Regions from separate parts of the Mus musculus genome. Here region 2 is linked to region 1. The links are chromatin loops, found by intact Hi-C in ENCODE. Cell type or tissue: left cerebral cortex. All regions are shown on one strand.

What was found. A loop is a pair of places that touch in the nucleus more often than their neighbours do. Peaks named below come from ENCODE experiments on the same cell type or tissue, not always from the same donor. Only the 100,000 strongest peaks of a DNase experiment are listed, where the experiment ranks them.
Region 2: it touches region 1 in a loop (2.2-fold over the local background); 2 of 42 quality-filtered maps call a loop at or near these places.

What each region holds. Positions count from the first base shown.
Region 1 is chr3:35,830,665-35,838,664 of GRCm38, reverse strand. Atp11b (ATPase, class VI, type 11B) reads right to left here. Exons shown (of 30, transcript NM_029570.4): 22 at 7,154-7,299; 23 at 5,685-5,744; 24 at 4,243-4,370; 25 at 3,288-3,426; 26 at 1,641-1,706; 27 at 1,076-1,179. Among named protein-coding and RNA genes, the nearest start is that of Atp11b, 81 kb to the right of the region's middle. In left cerebral cortex, no CTCF peak of the experiment used is centred here; a DNase peak (open chromatin) is centred at 4,900.
Region 2 is chr3:35,968,332-35,976,331 of GRCm38, reverse strand. Mccc1 (methylcrotonoyl-Coenzyme A carboxylase 1 (alpha)) reads left to right here. Exons shown (of 19, transcript NM_023644.4): 12 at 428-537; 13 at 2,042-2,258; 14 at 3,768-3,854; 15 at 7,859-7,908. Among named protein-coding and RNA genes, the nearest start is that of Mccc1os, 28 kb to the left of the region's middle. In left cerebral cortex, CTCF peaks have their summits at 2,563 (motif pointing left) and 3,145 (motif pointing right); DNase peaks (open chromatin) are centred at 339, 2,580, 3,154 and 5,060.

The sequences.
Region 1 (8,000 bases):
AAAAGAATAATAAAGAATAGAGTAATGGAGACTATAGAAATAAAAAAACCAAGAAATAAGTATGTAAAAACTTTTTTTTCTATTGGTTAAAAAACAAACAAAAAATCTGGGCTAATGAGATGGCTTCGCTGGGTAAAGCACACACTGCCCCAGCCTAACAACTTGAGTTCTGTCCCTGGAGCCCAGTAAAGGTAGAATGAGAGAACCAATGCCCTCTGACATCACATATGTGCTGGGGCACAGAGCCTGACACCCCAGCCTCCAGCAACACCACCAGAACAACCTCCTGATTATCCAAATCTCAGAACGAAAGCCCAGCTTTTCTTTATACACACTCAGAAACTCAGATCATGGTATTATGAAGGTATTCTTTTTTCTTTTTTTAAATATCCTAATTGTAAGAAACTATAGGAAAAAATAAAAACAGGGAAAGGTTTACACAAAACAATATACATAAGTGTGTTCTTTAACGATCCTTTCATGGAAGTTGATGATCAACAGATTCGAGTTCTTTGTGCTTACCTTTAGAAAGTTTTGCCCTGGTAAGTGGACCTAAGGTACAATAGACACATGGAATACATATGCTCTCCAAAAAAAAAGAAAAAGTGTCAGTCAACCATCAGGTACTACAGAAAGCTTAGGGAAGGAGGCATGACTTACTAATCTCCCAGAATCCACTAATGAGCTACATTTAATGAAGATGAAGCATACTGTTAACTTTTGAGAGAGATGTTACCAACAAAAAGTTAACAGGTTCTATGACTTACTGCATGAGTGAGTAAGTAATTTAAAACTAATATGGTTAGCATAAAGACCATTTCTATGAAGTCAGACTAACGGTTTGTAGTAAAGCTTTCTTCTGGTTTTACCTTTATGACCAAGAGACTCAGTTTTCATGTAGAAAAATGAGTACAATGGGATTATTGTGAATATATATCAACTCACAAGAATGAACTTATCAGCATAATGTTTTTATAAACTATTATGAGCAGAATTTTGGTCGTCAAGAAGCCAATCACAATAAATGTTCATTATTGTTAAATCAACACAATTAAGACATAGTGTAGCCACTTACCAGAGAATTCCACCATAAAACAAAGAAAATATAAAATAAAATATAATAGATCCCCAGGTAACAAGATGGTTGATCCAAGTCCAGAAATGAGTTTCCAATGCCATCTAAAAAAAAAAAAAGTGCCTTAGAAATATAAAATAAAATAATAGTTTAACTTGTCAATTATAGCTGTTTTTAGCCCTGAGGACTGGTTCCATAGAAGACACAGTATCAATGAAACAGTCTTAGTAGGAAATATTGGAATATTTTCCTTCTGAGGGAAAGCAGTATTGAAATATCATGCGATGACAGACATTACCTCAACTCTATGGCACACACAAAAAAATCCCTGTTATTTTAGATAATATACAGTGAATCCAAATCTCAGTAATTTGTAGCCAAAATCATATGAAGCTTTCCAAAATGATGGACAAGAAGAAAAATTTTACAGCAAAATTTAAATAAATGATTAAAATTTAGCAAGACCATGTACTGTTGAAAAGCCAAAAGGGAAACTATGTCTAGCTAAAAGCTGAAGTAAGATACACAGAACAAGTGCACACAGGTTTCTAATATCATACCATACCTTTACTGTGACTGTAATAACCATGACTGTGAAGACCAAAGTACCAAATGTCCAGTTTCCAAACATCTAAACACAAGGAACAGACTAATACGTTAGTTATCAGCATAGTGTTAACTCCACTATAAGGTAAAAGTAATTTTACTCTTTACAAAAAGTATCTGAATTATTTAAGACAGATATACACATGAACTCTGATTATATTAATAAAGTGACAAGGACAAAAACAATTGAAGCCTTATTGTGATAACTATTCTGAACAATGGCCCTTTGGGTAATATATACAAGCAGAAACATAAAGATGGCTCAGAATGCAGAATGTCTTTATTAAGACTGTTTTTACTTAGGATGATACAGTGTGCTGTTGTATTCCTGTCCCCATGTAAAAATGATAACAACACCTTGCTTGACCTTAGTCATTTTCTGAACTATTTCTAACTAGAAGTTATAGTAAAACATTTGCTACAGTGCATCTAGATAGAAAAATCTAAGTAAACAAAAAAGAAAAAAAATTAAACTTAAAACCAGTATCTGGGGAAAAAAAGACAATGGCCAATGGAACTATCTTGCAAAGGGTTCCATGTAAATACTGCAAGTAGTATCAGGCAGAAGCACTCTTTTGGTCTTTAGAGTACAAACTTATAGTCTATCACACATGCAGAATCCCCCCCAAAATTTCAGATGTTATTTCCATACTAAGATTCTAAGTATGCAGATTTTATGAATTTAACTTACATAGCTCTAAATCTCGACACTCACTTAGAACTTATGTAAAGGCTGATTGCTTTTAATGTCTATGTCTCTATCAGCAATTACCTGACAAATTACTGAAGCTCCCTGACTTTCACACCATTTTAAAAAAAGATTTATTATTATTATTATTATAATACATAAGTACACTATAGCTGATTTCAGACGCGCCAGAAGAGGATGTTGTCATTATGGGTGGTTGTGAGCCACCATGTGGTTGCTGGGATTTGAACTCAGGACCTTCAGAAGAGCAGACAGTGCTCTTCCCCGCTGAGCCATCTCCCCAGCCCTCACATCATTTTTAAAATGATGATAAGTGACATTCAAAGTATGCAGAATGGACAAAGTATCTGGTGTATAAAAGCGAATGGTAAACACACACTGCTTATTAATAATGGAACATCAATTTACATTCCTTTGAGGGTACCTTGCAGATTTCCAAGCAGACTCATATAGAAATCATACTGAATCTATGTTTATTTCTCACTTTTTTAGGTATGCAGACTTGGAAATTCCAAAAATCAATGGCTATCAACTGAAGTCCTGAGTGGCAGTGTTTCAGGGCTACAGCAGCAAGCACTATGATATAAGCAGGCAACTTCAACCCGGAACTGCTAAGACTGTGGGCCTAATCCCGAGGATCTGGTCTCACTTAAGGCAGGCCATGTCCTATTTCCACAGAAAGGAGGGAGGCAGCATTTCGCCTGCATACATCACATCGGGTGCCCTGTTTTGGAGTGAGGGGTGAGCTCATGAAGACCCAACTCTTCCCACTCTGACGTCCCCCTGAACTCAGCGGAGGCAGGGGGCGCTTGGGGGTTGGGCTAAGCAAAAGTGATTTAAGCTTACATTCTTTTCAACATTATTAACGGTTTCAAACATTTGCGAAACATGTTTTACCTGACCATTTCCAAGCAAAGATGTATCCTTCCCCACTAGAAAGTAGGATCCAAAGAAGAAAATGAAGGCATGGCTGAAACCCAGGACGGTCCAGTAAAGAAATGCTTTAATGCTCAAGAGACCGTTTTTACTAATGTCCCTGCAATTAGTTGTAAAAAGAAAAATCAACACATTAGGGTTCATTTTATCTTCTAAACTAATTTAACTAATAATTTATGAATTTTAAGATGGCTAAAAAATATCAGCAAAAAGAACAAACTAAATTTACAAACCTTTCTAATAATAACAAGTATCTTGATAACAGCTCAGAATTCAATAAATTCAAGTATCTTTTCATTTGATAATAACCCATGATACAGGCAGAGTACTTCAGTGTAACTGTGAAAACCTGATTATCTGTCTTACATTCTGTTCTCATTGAGCCACACTGCCAGGATGATCTCTGGTAAGATACAGGCTGGGTTCAGCACCAAGGTTCCTCAGTGTCTTCATTGCAGAAGTTAATTGTGAGGAGGGTAACAGACCTTCCTAGATATTCTGGTAAGGCAGAGCAAGCTTCCCTCACATGACTGGCTGTGTCTGCAACTGGAGCTCTCCAGCCTCCCTGACAATTTATGCCGATCATGGCTTAGTCCTCACAGACTCAACATCTCTAGGATCACCTGGTTGGGAGTTCTGGAAAGAGCAAGAACTACTGTCTTTCACTTGCACTTTACTTTAATTGGCACTCATAAATTATGTAATATGAAAATATAAACTAACTTTTAAAGAAGCTCTAGATGCTAGTAACAACTGAATAACTACTCTTGTGTACAACAGTTTAAGGACAGAAGTGCTTATTCCTAAAAACACTGGAAATTTACTGAGAATTTCTCTTTAACATTGAAAAACTTTAACCCATCCAACAACTATGCTTTACACTACCTAGACATATCCACTAATAGACGATACGTACCGATAGAGGGTAGGCTTGCTCTGTAATACGTGTGGGTCTATATGTTGTTCCACAAGACTATATATGAGAACAGGTAGGGAAGTAAAACAGATATTGTATAAAGTCAGGTACACGCTGTCATACAGTGTCTAAAAAGAGAATAGATTGGAGAAAATTTGAGATTCTAGATTATATATTCTATTGTATACATAGTAATGGGAAAATATTAAAAATAAGTACCTTAATTTTTCAATTTATACCAAAATCCCTTTATAAGAATTTCAATTAATAAACATGTTTTGTTTTAGAATAGAACATATACTATTCCTAGAGCTATGTTGTCTGGGGGACTGAACGTTTTTTTCAGTGTAGTAAACTGGATTTCCATCTCAAGACTCTTAAGTTGGTCAGGGTGGCACAGGTTAACAGTTCTCCTCCATGCATCCTGGGTTCCTAGGTAGGTCTCTGAGGTACACCCCCTACCCCCACCTTCCATCTTCTATACAGCTTACAGTATGGAAACCTCTCTTTTTCCATAGAAGCTATTTTTTTTTTTGAATGGCTAAGTCCTTGGTGCCATCATCGTCCTCTCAAGTGTAGCAGCTGGTATGGCTGCTACGAATGCTTCATATTTATAGCTTTTGTCTCAGGTCATCACTATGCTGAGGGGGCTTTGTCAACCTCACACAAATCAGACATGGGAGAAGAAGAACATTTTTAGAATTACACCTACATGCCAGAAAGGGCATCAGATCCCTTTATAGATGGTCATGAGCCACCATGTGGTTGATGGGAACTGAATTCAGGACCTCTTGAAGAGCAGCCACTGTGTTTTACTTCTGAGCCATCTCACCCCCCCCCCCCCCCCAGAGAAAAGGGAACCTTATTATAGAAAATGCCTCCATACTCTTGGCCAGTAGTCAGTCTATGGATAATGCCTGATTAATGATGCAGGCCACTGTGTATCGTGCCATCCCTGGGCAGGTGTTTCTGGGTTTTATAAGGAAGCAGGCAGAGCAAACCATGAGTGAACAAGCCAAGAAACAGTGCCTACGCGTCACATCTTTGCCACCAGTGGAAATTTAACCCCATAAGCCACTTGGGGAGTAGAGGCAAGAGGACCAGTTCAAAATCATCCTGACTGCACCATAGGAGGAAATCACCCTGGCTGCACCCCTGACTGCACCATAGGAGGAAAGCACAAACTCCGTAAAACCTTCATGAACACACAAATCAAGAGTTAATGATTTAATGTCAATTTGAAAAGTCCACAATTAACATATATTTTGGTATTAATAGTAATCACAAATTAAAGCCAGAATAAATATTATGAATGCTAGGTGGATTAAGTAACTATACCTAGTTACTTGCAGGACAAAGGAAAATGAAGTCTGTTTAAATACTTGTTAAGACTTGAACACATTAACTTTCTGAATGGACAAACACAAGCCTGTTTTACTTACTTGTTGAGAAAACAAACAGTAGAACTGATATAAAAACTGGGGTGTGATAAAGCACACATTCTGGAAAAGAAGATGGGAAGGGATTCAAACAGTGATGACCACAGAGACAGAGATCTTAAATGGTTACAAATGCCTAGAAAGAATGTCTTAGCTGACACCTACTTTAAGATGCATTTTCCCTAAGGACACACTCACGTAAAGTGAGAACACAGAATTCTCTCATTTTATTAAATCATGTCTAGAAGCTACTTAGAGAATCATACAGATATTATAATGAAAGTTCTCAGTTTCCATCAGTCCTAAGCAATGAAAGTTCTATTTAAACTCTTAGTCCATAATATCATAGATATTATATGTAACAGCTGCTTGAATTTCAGGACTATAAGAATTTTATACTGCCAAACTATTTAAAGCATAAAGTGGAACTAGCAGAGGATCTTACTGTCTTGGTATTTCTCATATGACAAGTGAAGCAAGAACAAGGTAGAAGAGCACTGTCCACACCTGTCTATAGTAACCATCAGTCTACTCTCATCACAGGCGAAAGCCAGAACAATAGGCTAGAAGAAAACGGTCATATCCGTTTATGGTGATATACATAGTTGTGTCTATCATCTTACAACTATTAATTACAGGAACACACACAACAAGAGATATTCTGGTATGGTAAATGTTTATTAGCAGAGACACAAAACATGGATTCACTGAATCCCACCTTCCTTAAAAGGGTTCTAATGAGAGAATGGTGTTTCAGCATTACCATCTGTTTTATCATATAAAGAACCCTCCATAACTGAGAGGCCCGTGCAGTTACTACCACAGGACCACCCTTAAAACCAAAAAGGATTAAGGACTCTGCTATAAATTCATGAAATTAGGTTTAATTACAGGTATTACTAAGCAAACATAAAATAGCTTTAAGGAAATTAAATTTATTGTAGCTAAATTTGCACAAAATAATAAAATTTAAGTATAAATTTTGATGCTTGATAAATTTATAAACCATAAGATTAGAGAACTTTCCCAAAAAGCAGATGTTTGTGTGCTCTCCTGCTTTTGACATTTACTTCCTATGTATGTGAGAGAGACAGGGCTGCTGAGTGGAGACTGAGAGTGAGCAAGTCTACATCCTGGCACGTATGTGAAAGCCAGAGGACAACTTACAGTCGCTCTCTCCTTCTATTGTGGAGTTCTCTCTCATGGGGTCCTAGGTTTGAATTCATGGTGTCAGGCTTATTTGCAATGAACCCTTTCATTGACCCAGAAATTCTTTTGTGGCCTTTTTAAGCAATCCTATCACGTTGTGTCCAGTGGCAACCACTGTCTACCAGCAATAAATTTATTTATAAAATAGTTATTTTTGTTTAAAGAAACTATTTTAAGAATAATTTGAATATTTGTAATATTCTTAAATTGGAATTTCAAGTTAAAATATCAATAATTGATTCTTATAATACAACAAAACTTACCTTATAAAAAAAATACTGTACAAGGGTAGCTATTCTAATATAATAAAAATGACCGTGAACAAAAAGTAATTTGGAGAGAAATTTAAATCTAGCTATTGCATAGTCACTGTTTCTTGCAGCTTGTCTTCCCTCTTTACCCATGATTCCTGCAATAAAGATGAGAAGGAATGTTCACTAATAATCAAAGTGTAATTTTTACAATATATATAGCACTCTGATCTATTTATAGTTGCTATAGCTGCACTTAGGCACTAAATTCTAATAGACAGCAGTTAGCAGCTATCTAAAAAGGCTATTCTATTTAAACATGCTTAATATAAAAGCTAACTACATACTAGACATGTAAAATTTTAAGGACGCAGAAGACAGCAAGTATAACATAACCCTGACATGCTCAGCTCTAGCCGCGGCATCATCAGCCATGCACTGATGAGCATAAAGCGCTTTAGTGAGCATAAAGCCTTTAGTGCGCAAACGGCTCCAGGACGCCTTCACTCACTCACCAGGTGAGTGATTCTAAAGAGACTCAAATTCAGGAATTTCAACACAACAAAAAATAAGCACATTTTTTTTTAACAACTTTAAGCTGTGGTGTATAAGCAGTATTTTTAAAGTAAATAGATTTCTATAAATTTTCAATGGATTAGAAAAATACGTAAAAATTGTACACCCTGAAAACAATTTACCACTTTATCTGGAAAATAAAAGTCATCTTAAAAAAAACCCCACCTACTTTCATAACATTTTATTTATATTTTAAATTACAACTGACCATAATAAATGATATAACAAGTAGCCATGACGGTGTGTGTGTGTGTGTGTGTGTGTGTGTGTGTGTGTAGGACTG
Region 2 (8,000 bases), 140 kb before region 1:
TTGCACATTATTTATCTAATTACTTTGTGGGTTGGGCAGGTTGGTGTATGTGGGCCCAGAGGATTGAAGGCTTGAAAGCTCAGAATGGAAATAAGTTTAACAAGAGAGGGTTGGACTTTGCCTTGACCTCCGAACAGAGAAAGGAAAAAAAAAAAGGCTGAAGAAAGCCAGCCTTTGTGTCACTGCATAATATGTGTCACATGAGAAAGTCTGGTACTCTCAGTGACTAATCCCTGTTAGATTTTAGACAAGTTTTTAAATCCCTCTTGAGTCATGGTTTCCTCGAAAATAAAATGGTGCCGAGGGCACCTGCCATGCAGGGATTGGGGAGGGCTGGGCGTGAGGTGACAGGAAGCACATCTTGCTCAGCTTTGCTTCAATCCTCAGAGATCTGATTTTGACAGCTTACAGTGCCTCTTGATTCCAGGAGATGAAGTCTCGGTGCATTACGATCCCATGATCGCAAAGCTCGTTGTGTGGGCCTCAGACCGCCAGTCAGCCCTGTCGAAGCTGAGGTACTGCCTTCATCAGTACAACGTGAGTGAGCTGAGGCCAGAGGCCTGATGTTAGCACCTCAGCCCTACGTTCCTGTGTGTCAGACACACGCAGTTCTTCAGGGGGCAGTTCTCCAAGACCAGTGTGTGCGGGCTTTGAGCGCTTCTTTATTTCAGTTGGAAAACAAAGGATCGTAGAGATAAAACCAGTAATGTCCCCACTGCGTTCCAGTGAAGTCCCAGTCATCTGTGAATAAGCCAACTATAGGAATGAGTCTAATCAGTGTTCTTTAAAAAACATTTGAAGCCGGGCGTGGTGGCAACACCTTTAATTCCCAGCACTCGGGAGGCAAAGGCAGGCGGATTTCTGAGTTCGAGGTCAGCCTGTTCTACAAAGTGAGTTCTAGGACAGCCAGGGCTACACAGAGAAACCCTGTCTTGAAAAACCACAAAAAAAAAAACAAAAAAAAACAAAAACAAAAACAAAACATTTGATCTTCATTTTCAGCCATGGATCAGAGGTGGGTTTTTTGTTGTTTTTGTTTTCTGGTTTTGTTTTTTTTTTGTCTTTTGGGTTTTTTTTTTTTTTTTTTTTGTATCACATTAATTTTTGTGGTACATAAGTTCCAACCACCTTAACTTCATTCACTTCATGGAAGAATTTATAACACATAATTTAAAAATTATCCTGTTTGATTTATCCATGTAAAAGCTGCAATTTCTAAGGCTCTATCACTGTGGCCACACCTGCAGTTCCTTCAGTGGGTCAATGTGGAGAAGCGCTCTTGTTTCCCTTTTAGTCCATCCTCACCCCATCCATCCTGTGTGCTGACTGTCCTCGGTCAGCTTCCTCAGGGTTCATTGTCCCATTCAGAACAGGACACTGTATGTTCTCTGTCACCTCAGCCAGTCTCAGCCTCGGTCAGGGCCCTGTGAAGGCAGGGGCTGCATCTGTGTTGCCTCTCACTGTCCCCAGAGGCTGTGTCAGAACCTGGCACCGACAGCAGCTCAGGGAATGAAGTAGGAGGGTGGCTGGGTGAGCCGATGCATGAACCCAACGCCATCGCTACCTCCATCTTTAGTCCTTTTACTTTGAGGAGAGAATTCAAGATGGTATTGCTCTTTATTTTTTTGTTTAATTTTTATATCCATATCTAAACCTTGGGTTTCAGCTGGAAGGCGACTTCTCTCAGGCTGCTTACTCTTGTTCCCTCTCCAGCATCACGATCCTTCCTGCTGCATTTGCGGGCATCCTATTTTGTGGAATGCTCTAAATGAAAATCTGGTCTCTTGCAAATATATCTCATGTCTGGTTTTTTAACTTTCATCATTTTCCCAGCATAAGCCAGTTAACCCCCTTCCTGCGGTACTATGTCCTATAGCCTGTTTCTCTTGTGAAGCCACATTTTGAAGTGTAGGTCCAGATGTGCAATGATCGATCGCCTTTCTGCACGTGACACCTTGGTAGGTCATAGAGCGGACGGACGCCTTCCTGAATGTGTTGTCCTCTATGCTCAGCAGGGCCCTGGGTTTGCTTCTCTTCCCAGATTGTCGGCTTGCGCAGCAACGTGGACTTCCTGCTCCGGCTCTCCGGCCACCCAGAGTTTGAGGCTGGGAACGTGCACACGGACTTCATCCCTCAGCACCACAAGGACCTGCTGCCGAGTCACAGCACTATAGCCAAAGAGTCTGTGTGCCAGGCAGCTCTGGGGCTCATCCTCAAAGAGAAAGAAATGACCAGCGCTTTTAAACTCCACACTCAAGGTACCGAGCGCGCCTTTCTTCCCTGGCCGTGTTCTCTGACTCAGCAAGAAACGCGCTTCTGTTTCTGTGACGTTCTTGCCTCTCCAGCCTCCAGGGACTGATTATTTTCTGAAGATGTTTTGGGGGTTTTTCTTTTTGTCTTTCTTTCTTGTGTGTGTGTCTGTTATAAAAGAAACATTCATATATCCTGAGTACATAAGCATACGTGCATATATCACAAGTGTACACATAAGCACTTGCTCCATGAATGCCTAGCATTGCAGAAATGGGTCTCTGCAATCGCTCGTTCCTTCTGTATCTCATGGTGACCTCTGCTGGCCGTGTGCATTCATTACTCCTGTGGCTTGCTTCACCATACCTGCCCTACCTACCGCAGTGCCCTTGGTCGAAGGATGGAACATTGGAGAATCAGACTCCTAAGCGTGAGCCACACTTCATTGTTAAGTTTCTTCTTCCCCTGTGTTTCCATCTTGTGATTGAATTTCTGTCTGAATGGAAGTTTGGGCCCTTCAGGGTGTCAGAGGATGCACCGCGGGAAGATTGTCATGGTTTGCACACAAAGGCTCCTTCTCCAGCATGCTCTCAATGGTTTCCCAACTTCTGGCATCAGTTACCTCAGAGGATGGCTTACAGCTTCAGTCAGCTGTGCACTGAAAGGTCTCTCCCTCTAAACTAATAAAACAGAGACTCTCTCTCTCTCTCTCTCTCTCTCTGAAACCCACCCCACAGTATTTACTCAGGATAATGCCGAGCATTGGAGTAAACATAATTCTTAAATCTACTTATTTTTTTGTTATTAGAATCATAATTTTTTGTTTTATTTTCTCTGTATGCGGATTTTGCCTGCATCTAGGTCTGTGCTTTATATGCATGCAGTGCCTATGGAAGCCAGAAGAGGGCATCATATACCCTAGCACTGGACCTATGGATGGTTGTAAACCTCCATCTATCTGGGAGTTGGAAGAGCAGCTCCTGCCGTTAGCCATTAAGCCATCCATCTCTTTAGCCCCAAGATTATTATATATGCTCCTGCTTCCTATCAATAACAACAGGGTTCAATTGTTCGCATCTTTGATTTTTAGCTTTATTCATAGTCTTTCTATCGAAAGTGTAAAGAATATAACTGCGTCTTTAGGTTTGTAAAGTGTCACAGTTACAGGCTTCACACTCAATGGCTTCGGTTTAGTTGTACCACAGCCTCTGGGTTGTGCCCAGCAGAGCTTGTATGCGCAGCACGAGGAGCTGGGCCAGTGACACAGAGGCACAGCGAAAGGGAGACCTCTGTGCCACCAGAGGACAAGGGCTGAGTCGCAGATACTCATCTTCCAGAGAAGCTGGGACTTCTCAGATAAAAGTCTCTGAGACACAAGTGGAAGCAACTAGCTTACTTACGAAGTAGAGCACACATCTGAGCTGCCAACCAAGGACCCGTGGGTTACATTCACCTTTGTACATGTTTGGGGGGCTTGATACTTGTAATTTTGTTGTTGTATTTTAAATCTTTTCTAGATCAATTCTCTCCGTTTTCATTCAGCAGTGGGAGAAGACTGAATATCTCTTACACCAGGAACATGACTCTGAGAAGTGGTAAAAGTGGTGAGTGACGTCTTATTACGAGAGGAATGCAGAGTGCAGCGACACAGCGTGTTAACCCAAGCACAGTCAGCTCGGGGTTTTTAAGTGGCTCAAGTAGGGCCATGGGATCAACCCTGCACATATTTTCCCTGCTTTTGGGTGTTTAAGTATCCTGAAAATAAGCCATAAGACATACCTAGCAGACAGTGGAAATGAAATATGGCCAACTGTCACTGAGGAGACTAGGGTGTGTGATTTTAGGCAAGGTCTTTCTTTGTACGTTATTTTTCCGCCTGCTCTAAGACAGATGGTCGCCACTATTCACGCAGGACTTTGAGATCCAGGTGGAGTGGGTCACTGAAGAGCTGTCATCCAGTGTATGTTCAGTCACCTGAGTGTTTATCTTCACTTGAGCGTCACAAGAGAATGAGGGAGTCACTGCTCACGTGTAGATGCGGAAGCACAGAGAGCAGGGTGACTTGCTAAGGCCAGTCGGCACAGAGCATTATGGATAGCCACTCCTTTTGATAACCACTCCAGGCTTCTCTAACACTTTGGCTCGGTGGCTTTGGTTTTGGTTTTTAACTGTATTCTGGTTTGAGAAGGCTCAATGTAAAGACTGACGTTTTAACTAAAGCTAGAGGACACTGGCACCTAAGCCAGAAGATAGTTAATGAGTGTGAGCAGGCAGGATACAGAGGGTCAGAGCGCCGTAAGAGCCAGTGACTGTCCCTTCTGCTACAGGACAGAGTGCGTGAGATGCCAGAGTGGGTGAAGTATGCCGGATATGAGGATGTCAGGGATACCTGAGCCAAGGCAGCTCTCGTACCAGTTAGAGCAGCTCCCTGCCAGCATCAGCCACCCTTTCTCTGAGCGGAACAGGGCCTTCTTGACTCTTGAGATGACAGACATCATTCCTGTGCAGCAAATGCATCCTTCACAAAGTGACTGCGTTGTAACTAGAGCCTAGATGGACATTACTAGAAATACACCGGGTGGTCTCCAAGGACGGTTGCAAATGCCCCTCCACTCCATAGCACAAGTGGGTAACTTGTCCTGCATCTTGGGCTGGAATGTTTATTCGTACTGTCCTACAAAGCAGTCTCCAGAGTCAGAGAATGTCTCATTAGCCGCCTCCGTGTGCCGAGTGCACGTATCAGAGGCAGGGAAATTTGCAGGGCGCTCTGCAACCTAAATTAAACAGAAAAATCACATGTGCCACGGAAATTCAGATGAGCCAAATATGCTATCTGGCATGGGTTTTCATTAAACCACTGAGCGCTCTTTTGAATTGTACTGGATTTTCTTAGAATGAAGAACATTTTAATTTAAAAACGAATGAGTGCACAGTTGCAAAGCTGCCGTGATTGCTGCTCACCATATACACTTTTCTTCTCTTACGCTGTTCCACAAAGATGCTCTGATTCTGAATATAACTCCCTGGAAGTGTTCTAGGGAGTCCTGGCAAACAGCTAATGAGCAGTAACCAGGGGAGTATCCCAGACACGAAGCCCGGGGCCTTTATGATCTCACGTAGGACCAGTCTTCAGTCTTCTCAAGGAAAATGACCATGTGCTTCAGTGCTGTGTTTATAACTTGAATCTTTTATATATTATTTTGTTACTGGTGACCATTTTGTTAGAACTGTGAGTTGGCCCTCAATAGTAATAACAGCCCAAATTTATTCAAGGCTTACAGAGACAATATTAAACATTTTCCAGAGGCTGTCTCATTTGCATTTTTCAGAGCAGGCCAATAAGATTCATGCTGTTAGTAACCACCTTTATTTTCAACAACTAATTGTTCTTAACCAAGGTCAAAGTTCCGATATCAGTACTTTTCCAAAGGTCATACAAAACTAATTGCAGCCCGGGCTTGACCCCATCTCCCAGGAATGCATGCTTACATAACACTACACCCACTAAATTTCCATGCCTTATTGAATGTGTACCGAGCTGTTTAATAGTCTCCAGTGGGAAACAAAAATATCTGGGAAGGGAATCACAGTTTCATGCTGTGAAATTACAGTCAGATCTCCGCTGTAATTCTACTGGCATTACTGTTACTTAAACACTTTTACTGTTTTGTAATTGAAAAACATGATCTGGTATATTGAAGACATTTTTCTCCTTAAAAAAATTAGTATTTATACTACACAGAGTGGAGAATTTTCACCTACCCAGTGTAAAACCTCTGAAAACAGCTGTGGTGATAGATGGCGGAAAGAGCAAACTAGTTTCTGTCCTCTCCCCTTGAGTGCACGTGCGTGTGTTATTCAGCTATTAGGAAGTGTATTCGGTTGGAATGTGGGTATTGTAGTATGTGAAGGTACCAGCCATAGGGTTAATAGAATTCATTTGTGAATAGTTTCAGTTTTGTAGGTTTTTTTAATTTCATTTTATTTTTAACTTATTTTTTACACTCCATGCCCATTTCCTGCCTTCCCACCCACCCTCCAACATCTCACACTCCTCCCCACCCACCTGTCTTCATGTGGAAGTCCCCATCCCCCACCCCACCTGACCTCTAAACTCCCTGGGGCCTCCAGTCTCTTGAAGGTTAGGTGCATCATCTCTGAATGAACACAGACCTGAAAGTCCTCTAACGTATGTGTGTTGGGGGCCTCATATCAGCTGCTGTATGCTATTTGGTGGTCCAGTGTTTGAGAGATCTCGAGGGTCCAGATTAATTGAGAATGCTGGTCCTCCTACAGAATCGCCCTTCTCCTCAGCTTCTTTCAGCTTTCTTGGTATGCAGAGGGAATCATGATTGTTTTATAGGTAGAAATATAGAAATGTGCTAAACAGTGAGTTCAAAAGACCTAGGCAGACACTTCCCAAGGATATGTCACATAAATAAGGTGTGGCCTCCCATGGTGGTGTGAGGAGCATGGGGCAAAGAAGCCCGTGGGGCTATCAGGTGGTCCATTTTCCCATTTGGCTGTTAACTGAGCCACACAGAGGGGAAATACAGGAAACTCTGGTGGGAGGCTGAGCCCTTGTTCCTAGGACAGTAATTTGAATAAGGAACTGGACGGGTTGAGATGGGAAGCAGGGAGGGCCCAGAAGACGTTGTCAGAGCCTGTCAGCCTTGGTCATTCCAGTAGAACACCAGCAAGGGAAGGAAGAGACTCGTAAGACAGGTTTTGGAAGGAAAGAACTTGGCTGCCAGGTGCTGCCCACTGGACATCAGGCGAGAAAAAGGGCTTTAACCTGGATGGTGGAGAATAGCCGTGCCAGTATGGAGCTTGTGAGGCAGGAGGGACAGCAGTGGCCTACCATGTTCATCACAAGATGTCAGCAGCATTCAGTTGGGCATAACTAGCCAGGGTTGTGGAGAAGATCAAGATTAAAAACATTCAAGTTGGAAGCATCCAGATGATGGCCAAGACTTCAGGAGTTCATCAAGTGGTGGTAACTTGCATAACTCTGGTCACAAAAATATTTGCTGCTGGAGATTGAGCCCAGGGCCTTGCAGAAACTACAGGAGAACACCTATATAAAACTTGTGATTTCCAACTTGGAGAATAGTCTTCTTCAATTCCATATTCATGCGTGGCATGAATCATCTCATATATTCTTATGATCTGTTACTGTTTTAAAGAGCCTCACATTTACTTCATTATTACATTCCCACACCCATTTAGTGGCTGGCAAGTGAAGGCACATAGAAACAATTACTTAGCCAAGGCCACAGCAGTAAGGAGGTGGTAGATTTGGGTCTCAAACCAGACCTTCTCCTTCTAGTTGATCGCTCTTTCTGCACTCTCGCTGTAGCTTTTGTGTGCAGGTAAAAATGTGTGGAATATTAAAAGTCCATTTTCAAAAGAGAAAGGTTTGCTAAGCTGTCTGTACTGAGCCCAGTCAGAGACTTTGCTAACAAAAGCATTGTGTCTGCGGGAGTTAAGATGTCACCTTTTCTTTGAATAGCTGCCTAAGGTTGAGAGGGAGAATTGGGTCATCTCCATTGTTACATAATGTTTTCTCTCTTTTTTTTTTTCTTCAATTTCTCCCTTGTCCTTAAAGATATAGTCATAGCTGTGACGTATAACCGCGATGGGTCATATGATATGCAGGTAAGCCTTGTTGGTTCTGGACTGTGGCTCAGAGCCAAATCCTATCTCCCTCTTCCTGAGTAGGGTCAGTTTTCCTTCTCAACATGCCTGTA